Regions from separate parts of the Homo sapiens genome. Here regions 1 and 3 are each linked to region 2. A link is a contact called in ENCODE Hi-C or POLR2A ChIA-PET data. All regions are on one chromosome and are shown on one strand. Each heading gives the region's core, a stretch centred on a gene start or an enhancer-like site at or near the end of the contact. The rest is flanking DNA. Distances are from core to core; before and after follow the strand shown. Region 1 overlaps SLC38A4-AS1 (SLC38A4 antisense RNA 1). Region 2 holds the start of TMEM117 (transmembrane protein 117). Region 3 holds the start of SLC38A2 (solute carrier family 38 member 2).

Region 1 (4,029 bases), core at 135-2,634, 2.6 Mb before region 2:
AAGACAAAATTTGAGATTTGTTTGTTTGTTTAAGCTAACACTTGAGAAGTACTTAACATATGCCAGGCATGGTTCTAAGTGCTTCCTTTACAAGTTCAGACTTAACTAAATCTTCATGAGTTATTATTTATCTTTCACATTCATGAAATTAAAGCACACAGCTAGTAAAAAGCAGAAGCGAAATGAAACCAAACAGTCTGGATCCAGAGTCCATCATACCCAGACTGCTTTGCTGTAGGTACTGCCCTACAGCACAACAGGTACCTCTGAACAGTATGTTTGCCAATATTCCCATTTAGTGTATAATGCCCTAGGTTACAGCCTTTGGCAAATAAATGGTGTTGTCCTTGATGCCAGATATCATACCTAAATTTTTAAAAATTTACTGTAGAGCAAAATAAAATCAAAAGAGCATACTAAGATGCAATATTCTCAAGTAAGACCAGCTAAGAAGGCTTCCATTGTATTCAGCAGAAAACATAATTTCTGCAGACAAATTTAAAATATTTGAAAGCAAAATGAAATGTTCACCTTTAGCTCTCCACCTTCTAGGGCCAAGTGATGCAAAAATTCCATATTCCTAACAATAATATGAATTATCAAGGAAAACATTCATCATCTTTTCTCTTTAACTCTTTTTTGTAAATTTAAGTTACAAAGCAAAAAATTTCAAATCTTGGTTTTTTAAACAAGGGAGGGAGCCTTTTAACCAGGACTTACTCATGAAATTTATGCTTCAGAATCACAATGACTATCACTGCAGCTTCATTAATAAGAAGAAACTAGAATACTACTTCTTAGATATATATCTTCCTAATGTTTCTAAATGAAATTTCCGGGACAAAGGAACCTAATGATCATTAAACCAGTACTTCAGATGAACTTCTAATCATTGTCAAAGGCAAGTCTGTGTGAAAATACATATATGTGTCTATAAATATGTATGTTTCATATGGTTATAATGGGTATCCTCTAACATGAAACATACTGCAAATTATAGTCGACTTAGAATCAACTTTATGAAGTAACTAGGAATGACTAGTTAATTAACTAACTCTGGCTTCCCCAAAATTCTGAAAGTAGATTTTTAGCCTAATGGGTTAAAAACATAAGTACTAGGTACTTACTGAGAGCACATCTGGAATCACTTTATCTTGAAACTGTTGTATAATGAGGTGCTAACATAACCAACTATGGCTTGCCCCCCACTGAAATGTGTGTGTGTGTGTGTGTGTGTGTGTGTGTCCTGGACTTAACCCTCTTCCAGTAGCAAGTTCAAATTCCAGAACAGTTTGTCCAAGGATCATGTTGGCAGGAATGTGCTTGTCTTGGAAACTTGTGGACCAAAATATGTTCATCCTTAAGAAAAGCACATCCTGCAGATAACAGTGACTGGCCAATCAGTGTTGTCACGTCACAGAACTGTGGGTTCTCATTTTCTTGCCCTCTTTCCAATATCCAGCCCATATTCAGCACTGCTTGTGTAACAAAAGGCAATAAGGAAGAAGTTGTAACAAATCCTAACAGCAAACAGACCAAGACTTGGGGAGTTGCAATCTGGGAAGCTGAGGGTCAATATTTCATAGTGTCATTGATGAAGCCTGTGAATTTACCACAGATTTTACGGTTGTCAGTTCACAAACTTTCTGGTGAAAACAGACTTCTATAATAATAATAATTGGATTGACTAATTTCCATGACAGGACATGAGTAGAATGAAGAGGCAGATGATCTGGGTTCTACCTCCAATCCAGCCACTAATCAGCAATTCAACCAGCAATAAGTCATTTTCCTGTCTGGCCTCAGATGCATTCATCCATAAAAAAAGAACTGTCAGATAATCTCTAAAATCCTTTCCAGTTTACATATATTTTATGACAAAGTTTTTTACCTAACCTCAAATATGTGTGTGTATGCTCATACACACACACACCCACACAGAGAGAGAATGAATCCAGACAATCTATCGAAGATTAAACCAGGCATGAAAATCCAGATGCTGCTGTACACTTTACAGACGATTCTTTAGTTATCATTTCTTCCTCATACAAGAGTGTGAGGGGCTCACTGAGACAGGTCTTGAGTTCCCCTCACTTGTACCTTTTAGTCTCTCTCATTTCCTCTTTTCTTAACCACTGTCACACCAAAAGAGGTACAGTATGGTGCATAAGTTTGCAAAACTATAAAATGATACCATTCTTTGATTCTTCATTCTTCGATGCCATTCTCAACCTTTTGCACTTGGAGAAACATAGCTATTTTCACTTTTAAATGTCATTTATATTAGCATATTGTGAGTTGGTTATTACTTTTAAATACATTGACTATCTTTTAAGTTTTTAGTCTTAATTTCTACTATAAATATCAACACATATAGTCCACATAAACAAAACTCTTTGTGGTCCTCAATACTTTTTAAGACTGCAAGGGGGTCCTGAGACCAAAAGTTTGAGAATTGCTAATGTAGTAGTTAAGAGGACAAACTCCAGATCCAGCTGCCTGAGTTAAAATGTCACTTCTATCACTTAACAGTGGTGTGACATTGAGTACAGTCGCTTAGTCACACAGTTGTTCTGTGCCTCAGTTGGGGATAATAACGATAATAGTACTGACCCCATAGGGTCATCATAAGGCTTAAATGAACTGATATATGCACCATGCTTAGAAGTGTTGTGAGCCATCATTCTCTTTGGCGCTATTCACCTACCTCCATTCCCCGTGGTTTGCTTGGTTTGGTTTGATTTGGTCTGGTCTTACTACTGCTGCCTCTCCGTTTGACTGGCAAAGTGTGACTGGCACTGCTTCACCAGGGGCTAAAGGCATAGCTGACGAGGCTCCTTCATAACCACAGCCACAAGTTCGCACTCCAGTGCTGCAGCACCCAGCTGTACTTTGAATTTGCCCTTCAGAGAGGCTCCATCAGCAAAAGTCAACTGGAAAATCAAAGCAAGCAATGCTAAGTTTTTTAAAAACACGCTATGTCAGATGAATTAGAATGTAAAGTAGAAACTCTAGCCTTCGGAATAAATCAATGAGAGGAAGGAAGTAGAGACAAAATGCAAGCAATTACATTCATTCCTTAAAAGAAAAGGTGGTATCTGCCCAAGCTCCCTCCAATTTGAACTATGTTTTCACAGCCTTCCATCTCCTTTTTAAAATCTCTCTTCAACATCCCAGAGCAGCCTCCTCCCACCTGGCCAAGAACCCTCAGGCCATCAACTTGCTTAAAAAAATATGATGGCCCAGATTCTGATCACGTGCACATGACTGACGGCCATTGGATCTTCCCAGGGAGTACTGAAGTTTTATGAGTATTATGATCATAATCCCCTGCATTTATATTAGTTTTCTTTCTAATCTATATTTTCACATAAATTTTTCTTTAATTCTTGGCACTCAGCATGCTGTTATTCCTATTTAACGGTTTAAAAAACTGAGGCTCAGAGAAGCTAGCAAACTTGTCCTAAGTCCCAAAACTTTGAATCAACGGAACTGAAACTGGAGTATAAATGAAATGGGAAAATTTTTAACGACTGAAGGACTGGGGGAAATGCACACAGCAGGGAGGGGCAGGCATGCTGCGGGGAGGCGGAACTAAGCTATTTTTGTCAGGGGGTTACTTAAGCAAATCTGCTCTACTGTGGAAATAACCTCAACTAACTCCCCCTGAGTTTTACACAGCCTCTTTATTGCCTCCACAGCTCAAAACTATACATTCTCTAATTCTAAGACTTATTTTTATTATTTTTAAATACTAATTTGTTCATACAATGGATATCCAGGTGGTACTGTTCTTAAGAGGATTTTAAAGAAGGTACACCCAGTATGTTTTATATTTAACCTATGGCTGCTTCTCAAGAGTGTTTGTAAATTGAGAACTGTCTGTATTGCATGTGTGATGTCATTAAATATATATTTGGTCTGTCCAAAACTATCTGGCATTTGTCCTTTACCAACATTACTGAGTATTTTAGTTTCTCAATCATGCGAGCTTAAAAAGCACAGCCAAATCTAATGAATGTCAAACTT
Region 2 (3,635 bases), core at 1,136-3,635:
GAAAGGTGAAAAACCAAATATATGGAATGTCCTCAAAGAGCTACAAACTTTCAAAAGCAATCTCAGGTGGCAAAACATCATTTCTGTTTTTGTCTATTAGTGGTATGGGGATGTGGGGGTGGGGAGAGGCAGAGCCCACAAGGGGTATGAAAAGTCTTATACTTACTTTCCAACCTACCTGGTCTCACACACACACATATGTACACATACACACAGACCAGTCCTGAGGTAATGACAGGTCTGAGTACATTATCTTAAATTGTTAGATAAAAAGGCAGGAAAAGATTATACATAGCATTTTACATAATGCAAGTGCCTAATACAGGTTAAAAAAAAAACACAAATAGCAATAATAACAGAAATAAAGTTAGAACTTCTTACTTTTAGTCTAATACAAAAGACCACAGGGGCTTTTAAATAAAAAGCAACCTTTTAAGTCAATCAATAAAACCACCATAAGTGGTTCTGATAGATTCCAGGATAATATTTGTGGTACCTTAGCTAATTTAGAGGTTTACATCTATAAATCACTTCCTAGATTTTCTCTTCACATTGTCTCAACCTTTAAGTGATTTTTCTTCCCTTGTTCCTATCCTGCAGTCCTTGGGTAAACAAATTGCTTAATCAATGCAAGTTTTTAAAACAGCAACTCCAAAAGCAAAGTAGGTCTAGGGGTCCTCTGAACAGAGAAAACTCTCCATTGAAATGGCAAAATATTTATGAGCCGGAGCACATTATAAAATTAAAATATAATCACTACTATATCCTTTAAAAATGTTTAGACCTCCTTTTCAGTGATTTGTTTGCAATAAGGAATTGCCAGCCCGGAGCAGTGGCTCACACCTGTAATGTCCGCATTTCTGGAGGCCAAGGCGGGCGGATCACGAAGTCAAGAGTTCGAGACCAGCCTGACCAACATGGTGAAACCCCATCTCTACTAAAAATACAAAAATTAGCCAGGCATGGTGGCGCGCGCCTGTAATCCCAGCTACTCAGGAGGCCGAGGCAGGAGAATCCCTTGAACCCGGGAGGCGGAGGTTGCAGTGAGCTGGAAATCATGGCACTGCACTCCAGCCTGAGCGACAGAGCCCGACTCCATGAAAGAAAGAAAGACAGAAATTAAAGAAAAGAAAAGAAATTGCCATGATCATATTCCAAACACAATGCCAAAGAAAAACACATTTAATGAATTAAATAGAATTCATGTGAAAAGTTTATTTTTTAATGACAGCTTAAAGAAACTTAGATAAAACTGACAAGAGCCAGTTTCTCATCACACGGATCAGATGGAGGGTGGAATAGGAGGGATAAATGCCTGAGACAAAATGTCAAAATCCATAATTACTTTTAAACTATAAAGACTTGGGGGATAAAAGAAAGTATATCCATGGTCAAATGTCAATACTTTACAAAAAAAAATGGGGTTTACAGGGATTCAACTACTTTTATATTCAATAAATTGGAAGACCTTGTTTCTGAAGCCAAAACAAAACCCTGTAGCTTCCTAGAAGTCCTTCCTTGGATTTCAGACAATACATCATTTATAATTGGGGGCAATACATACCCTTATATTCAACATACTTTTACTCATTTTTTTTCCTTTTTGGTTCCTGATAAGCATGTGATGTTTACTCCCGTGTCTCTCTCTCTCTCACACACGCACACCCACACACACATACACATACTTCATTGTTCCACAGAGGGTAGAACACACTTGTGGGCCTGTGGCATTTTCAAAAATAGGAATGAAAAAAAATAGTTTTATTTAGTCACGATGAAGTTAGCAAACACCCAAACACCCAAGTCTTTGTTTTTTTCCCAAGAACAACACCTACGAACTGCAACCTGTTAATTTAATTAAGAAAAATAGGGCTTTTACTCAGTTCCTAGGCTAGGAATCGCTGAAGCAAGGAAAGTTCAAGGTCTGCTCTCCCGCCGTATCTCTGCACACACACTGGAGCCGGGAGTTTGAGGACTCCCACCAAGAGCCTTTCGCCCGGGAGTCTCCTCTGCCCTTAGCCAGAGGGCTGGCGCGTCCCCCCTCCCTCCTTGACACTTCACCCTGCCTCTTTGGCTGCCATCCCCAGGAAGGCAGGAGCAGAGGCGCCGGAGAATTCGGGGGCCGGGCCGGGGTTCCGCGGCTGCTTCCGCACTCGCGGGCAGTGACGAGGTGGCAGCCGGGACACGGGCGGCAGGGCCGGGAGGGCTCCGCTGCGGCTGGACCGAACGGCTGGGGAGGCTCGCCCAACGCCCGGGCCCACGTACTCACCCGAAGGGTCGCGCGGGGCGCGGGGCGACTGCACACGGGATTCGCGGTCGAGCACAGCCCTCGGCGCGCCGGCGGCCTCGCTGGGAAGCGCGGCGAGACGGGCCGGCGGCGTCGCTGCCGCTGCTGCTGTCACGGAGCTATAAATACCGGCTCGGCCCACACCCGCCGCCGCCTACGCCGGGCGCCCTCCGCGCCGGTGCTTCACCGCGCCGCGCTCCCGCCGCAAAGTCCGCGGCCGCGGGCCGGGCAACGCGAGCGCAAGGGCACCGGCGCCGCGCAGGTGACCGCGATCATGCCAGCTGTGTGCAACCTCTGCAGCTGGAGGCATGGCTTCTCCCCGCCCCTGCCCTCTCGCCCGCACCACGGGCTGACTCCAGCCCGCGGGCCGCGTGCGCCACGGGCCGAGCCTGCCCGGGCCGGCCCGCCTCTGCAGAGCGGCAGCTGCAGGCGAGGGACGGACTCAGGAACCTGGTGGGGGTTGGGGGGCGGCTGACAGAAAATCCACCATCCTGCAGGGAACCAATGAGGGTCCCACTGGAATGTCCTCGAAGAGCTACAAACTTTCGAAAGCAATCTCAGGTCGCAAAACATGATTTCTGTTTTTGTCTGTTGGTGGTGTGGGGATGTGGGGGTGGGGAGAGGCAGAGCCCATGAGGAGTATGAGAAGTCTTCCACTTACTTTCCAACCTGCCTGGTATCACACACACACACACACATATGCACACATACACACATTCATACACACATAGAGATGCACAAATACACTCATGCATACATATGTATACACACATAAGCACACGTATACACATGCATACACACATATGTACATCAGCACACATACTCATGTACAATTTTTAAAGTTTTTGCAGTCTGAGGCTCTCCGGAGCCTGTCATTCTATGATACCTAAATGATACCTCTGCGGCATAGGGCAGGAAGACCCTTTGACTACATCTGACCAATTCCTCTCTTCCTGAATGTAACCTCCTTTCCATCATGTATGTGTGGCCTCTGTTTCCTTCCACACCTAATAGCAACTGCTACCTCAGTTTACCGGTTGCTGAAAACGTGTTAACAGCTGCTATCCAGCATGCTAATATTTTGTGGTAATGGAAGTTATCACTAGTGTATATAATCAAATGGAAAATAGGATTTCTATATGCCCATATTAGCAAACTTATGAAGGCAGAGCTAGGCCCTCCCCTGTACTGGTAGCCTGATTCAGGAATGGGTGGATGGCAAGAGGGAGAACTGAGATGTCCGCGGATTTTAAGATGGGATGGAGAGAGCCATGCCCAAGTGCCATAGGGTAGTTTATCTGCATAGGCATAATTGGGAATTCACTGCCATACTTCCCACTAATTTGAC
Region 3 (3,724 bases), core at 397-2,896, 2.5 Mb before region 2:
TTGTGACAAGAAGAGTTGATTGATTTTATTGGGGAATGTATGTGGAAGGAAGATAGTTTTTTCAGCCCTAATTGTGTGTCAAATTCCAAACCTGCCCTTGGGGAGTTCACAATCTTTGGGCAGATGATACTACAAATAGTCTGGAACGATTTTGAGTGCATGACAGCACGGATTTTTAAAAGTCCGTCACCATATTGTTTTAGAAAATAGTACCTGCAAAAAGAGGGCTGAGTACGGAGGGATTAAGGCATGCGGGGCGCTTTCCTGTGGCTCGAAGACTAAGCCTTGCATGACAGCGGCATTTAAGGGGATGAGAGGAGATTGGACACCAAAGCAAGAATGGCTATTATTTAAGACTGGCCTGAACAGAGTAGAAGGTTTGCGGTAGGGAAGACTGGCCTGAACAGAGTAGAAGGTTTGGGGTAGGGAACACAGGAGTGTGATGGGGGAAATCGGGACCTCGCTTGTCAATCATAAACACTGGTGCAGGCGAGGGCACCCGAAGCCTCACGTGCGGCGGAAATAGGCAGTTGTACGGATTTCCTCAGTAAAACATTGAAAGCAAAAACTGCGATCACACCCAGCCCTTTCCTCTATGCCCTGCCCAATTTCTCCCAAGTCCCCAAAAGGAAGAGAGCAGTAGGTCAAACTTGTTTATTCATTCATTCCATGAACATTTCTCTCTCCTAAGGGGTCTTTGTTTCCTGCAAGGGAGTGAGTCTTGCCTTTCCCGCAGCACCAATTTTTCCACAGCGAAGGGTCCCCCTAGTTGCCTGGCTCAGCAAGACCACACACATCACCATTGAAGGGAAAGGACCAGGCTCCGCAGAAAGCGCCTCAGACCCGCATTCAGACAAGGCAGTGCCTTTGCCCGGGGCGGCGGTGGTGGGATAAGAGAAGCAACGTGTCAGCGAGTGGAAAACTGGGGACTCCCAAACGGCCTTAGGAGCGCCGGGCTCCCCACTGGGGCCTCTTTCTAAGGGGCCTGGCTTGCTGGCCAAAAGGTAGCCTTTCCGCTAGTCCAGTTTCCATGGCCGTACAAAAAGCACATCCCGAAAAGGAGCTGCTCGCCGACCTCCGGCTAGTTTTGAAGAGTGAAAGCAGGTCTAGGTGGAAAAGAAAGAACAACAAACCATCAGGACAACCTTGCTGCCTTGGCCCAAGTTTGTGAGACAAAACTTCACTGTAAATCACAAAAATAACAATCAAGAAAGTGTTTGGTGGGAGGGTGGTGTCCCCCAAAAGCCTTGATGTGTCCCCCGAAAGCAAGGACTGCTGGTGACTCGGACAGGAGAAAATTTTAAGGAGATGGCTCCTCAAAGACAACCGCATGTGTTGAGCACCAACCCTGGCTGAAAAGGATAGGCAGGGGAAGCATCTGGGGGTCTTTCCAGACTATCTAGAAAGCTGGAGAGAGTGGGCTTGGGCTTTGCGGGAGAGTCTTGGGGGCGCCTGCGGGCGGGGCTGGGCCGCGGGCGCGGGCCGCAGAGGGAGGGGCAGGGAGGCGGGGCCTAGGTCTGGGCGGGTCGGAGGCGGGGCCCAGGTGGTGTTGATACACAAAGAGAAGGCGCCCGGGCGGCCGCGGTCCCGCCCACTGACGCGTCCCCGGGGTGCCGCTATAACCCGCCGCTCGCAGGGCTGCTCCACAGCCGCGCGACGCCGCCGCCTTAGAACGCCTTTCCAGTACTGCTAGCAGCAGCCCGACCACGCGTTACCGCACGCTCGCGCCTTTCCCTTGACACGGCGGACGCCGGAGGATTGGGGCGGCAATTTGTCTTTTCCTTTTTTATTAAAATTATTTTTCCTGCCTGTTGTTGGATTTGGGGAAATTTTTTGTTTGTTTTTTATGATTTGTATTTGACTGAGAGAAACCCACTGAAGACGTCTGCGTGAGAATAGAGACCACCGAGGTAACGCGTGCGGGGGGGCGTCTGTGGGAAGGGCGCGGGGCCCGGGCGAGAGTGGGGGAGGGGCTTCCGGGAGGGGCCGCGCGGGAAGGCGGCCGCGGGGTCCGTTTCCTTTCGAGGCGGGCGTTGTCGGTTGGGCTGGCCAGCCTTCCACCCTGGCCCGCCGCGCGGGTGTCGCGCCCGCGACGTGGGTAGGAGAGCGGGCGCTGGGCGGGGGCCGCGTGCCTGCACGGTGCGGAGCCGCATCTTCCCATTAGGGGGAGGGGAGCTAGCCCGGCCAGCGGCTCTGCTGCGGCAAGTCTTGTGACTGATTTGCATTTAATAAAAAAAAAAAATTAAGTCCAGGGAGCCAGGAATCTGGGGGCGGCGGAGGTGGGCTTGGGCATGTATTACAGGAGAGGCCAAGATTGGGGAAGACGAGTTGGGAACATTTGACAATCGACGATCGATATTGCATCAGTTTTCTTTCCGGACATAGGAGGGGCTGGGCGGGCGTAGCACTCGCGGGCCAGCTGCCTGTGGACGGGTGTGCTTGAGGGCACTGGCGCGCGTGTGTAAACAAACCCCCAGCTCCCGGGGCCCGGGCGTTCGCCCCCCTCGAGAGAGGAGTAGTGTCGGCCCTTTCCGCCTCCTGGGGAAGGCTGTCTGCGGCAGAGGCATTTCTCCGTGTGGGGACTCCGGGCAGTAAAGGACAGATTACGCAGCATTGCTGTTCCAAATGCTAGAAACGGAAAGCCGTGCGCCTAGGTTGCATGCACACGAGCCAGGGTCGGGGCTGGATGTGTGCCCTGAGTGCCTGTGCAAGTTTGGAGCGACTGGGAAAAAGCAAAACAGAACCCCCCCTCGCCCCCTCCACTCCGACGAGGGACAATAGAGAGGGTGAAATACTGAAATCTGCCGGAGTAGGGGGCCTCGACGGCCGCAACACAGCGGTGGCATCATCTTTGTTCTCCCCGCGGCTCCGCCGTCTGTACTTTTCCGCCCCTCGGCGCGCCCCCGCCCCTCGCGCGCGGCTGGTACTTTTCCACTCGCCTGGCCTGGGATGAATCAGCCGCGCTGCGCCTCCGGGCGGCGTCACGTGACCGCGGCGGGCTGGCGCTGCGGTCCTGACGCGCCGCCTCTACTTTCGCAGGCCGACTCGCGGGCCGCTGCACCCACCGCCAAGGACAAAAGGAGCCCAGCGCTACTAGCTGCACCCGATTCCTCCCAGTGCTTAGCATGAAGAAGGCCGAAATGGGACGATTCAGTATTTCCCCGGATGAAGACAGCAGCAGCTACAGTTCCAACAGCGACTTCAACTACTCCTACCCCACCAAGCAAGCTGCTCTGAAAAGGTGGGAGAAGTTGTGACACTTTTGAAAAAACGGCTTGCATGGGTTGGGTTCAGGGAGTTACCTAGGACTCTGCTTCCATTGCTTTAATTTGCTATAGCATTTAGAGAAGGTGCGTAATCTCTGAAAGAGTATCCGATTATCTTGTTGTAATGACAAGATAGCTGGTGTGAAAGTCAACTCCTAGTTAATATTTATACATTAAGTAAAGATGTTGTATCAGAGCTATGCTGTTGGAGGGTATTTTATGTTAAAGCAGTCTTGTGTGTAATGATAGATATTTCAATCCAGTTTACAATTATATATGTCTATATTTTTTGCAGCCATTATGCAGATGTAGATCCTGAAAACCAGAACTTTTTACTTGAATCGAATTTGGGGAAGAAGAAGTATGAAACAGAATTTGTAAGTTAAAAATAGTAATTTGTCTGTCAGTGGCTTTATGGAGTAAAAGAATAGTTTTACTTTTAGAATTCAAATCTAACT

What was found. Hi-C counts contacts between places; a loop is a spot of excess contacts on that map. ChIA-PET counts read pairs that join two places held with the same protein, here RNA polymerase II (POLR2A). Pooled maps may share reads with other maps.
Region 1: a pooled map shows a loop between it and region 2 (2.1-fold over the local background). The contact joins the enhancer-like site here to the promoter of TMEM117 in region 2. A Hi-C loop is called at or near these places in 1 of 50 pooled maps.
Region 3: a loop to region 2 is called in a map of naive thymus-derived CD4-positive, alpha-beta T cell, with 7 times the contacts of the local background. The contact joins the promoter of SLC38A2 here to the promoter of TMEM117 in region 2. A Hi-C loop is called at or near these places in 1 of 168 maps with a recorded cell type or tissue (naive thymus-derived CD4-positive, alpha-beta T cell) and 3 of 50 pooled maps. POLR2A ChIA-PET finds 5 or more read pairs at or near these places in 1 of 52 experiments (activated CD4-positive, alpha-beta T cell).

The regions. Positions count from the first base shown.
Region 1 is chr12:46,386,651-46,390,679 of GRCh38, reverse strand. It overlaps SLC38A4-AS1 (SLC38A4 antisense RNA 1), which reads right to left. Exons shown (of 4, transcript NR_125380.1): 2 at 2,708-2,933. Among named protein-coding and RNA genes, the nearest start is that of SLC38A4-AS1, 5.0 kb to the right of the region's middle. RefSeq lists an enhancer at 3,938-4,029. Within about 2 kb of position 1,384, at least 11 of the 41 ENCODE cell types and tissues checked have a DNase peak (open chromatin) inside an H3K27ac peak, as active enhancers do.
Region 2 is chr12:43,834,831-43,838,465 of GRCh38, reverse strand. TMEM117 (transmembrane protein 117) reads right to left here and starts at 2,385. Exons shown (of 8, transcript NM_032256.3): 1 at 2,270-2,385. RefSeq lists silencers at 1,912-2,144, 2,131-2,570, 2,601-2,710.
Region 3 is chr12:46,370,695-46,374,418 of GRCh38, reverse strand. SLC38A2 (solute carrier family 38 member 2) reads left to right here and starts at 1,646. Exons shown (of 16, transcript NM_018976.5): 1 at 1,646-1,910; 2 at 3,040-3,241; 3 at 3,562-3,643. The coding sequence starts at 3,126. SLC38A2-AS1 (SLC38A2 antisense RNA 1) reads right to left here and starts at 1,636. Exons shown (of 2, transcript NR_187299.1): 1 at 1,557-1,636; 2 at 641-1,106. RefSeq lists enhancers at 1,087-1,146, 1,827-1,906, 1,764-2,467, 2,157-2,486, 2,567-2,716 and silencers at 1,397-1,736, 1,937-2,136.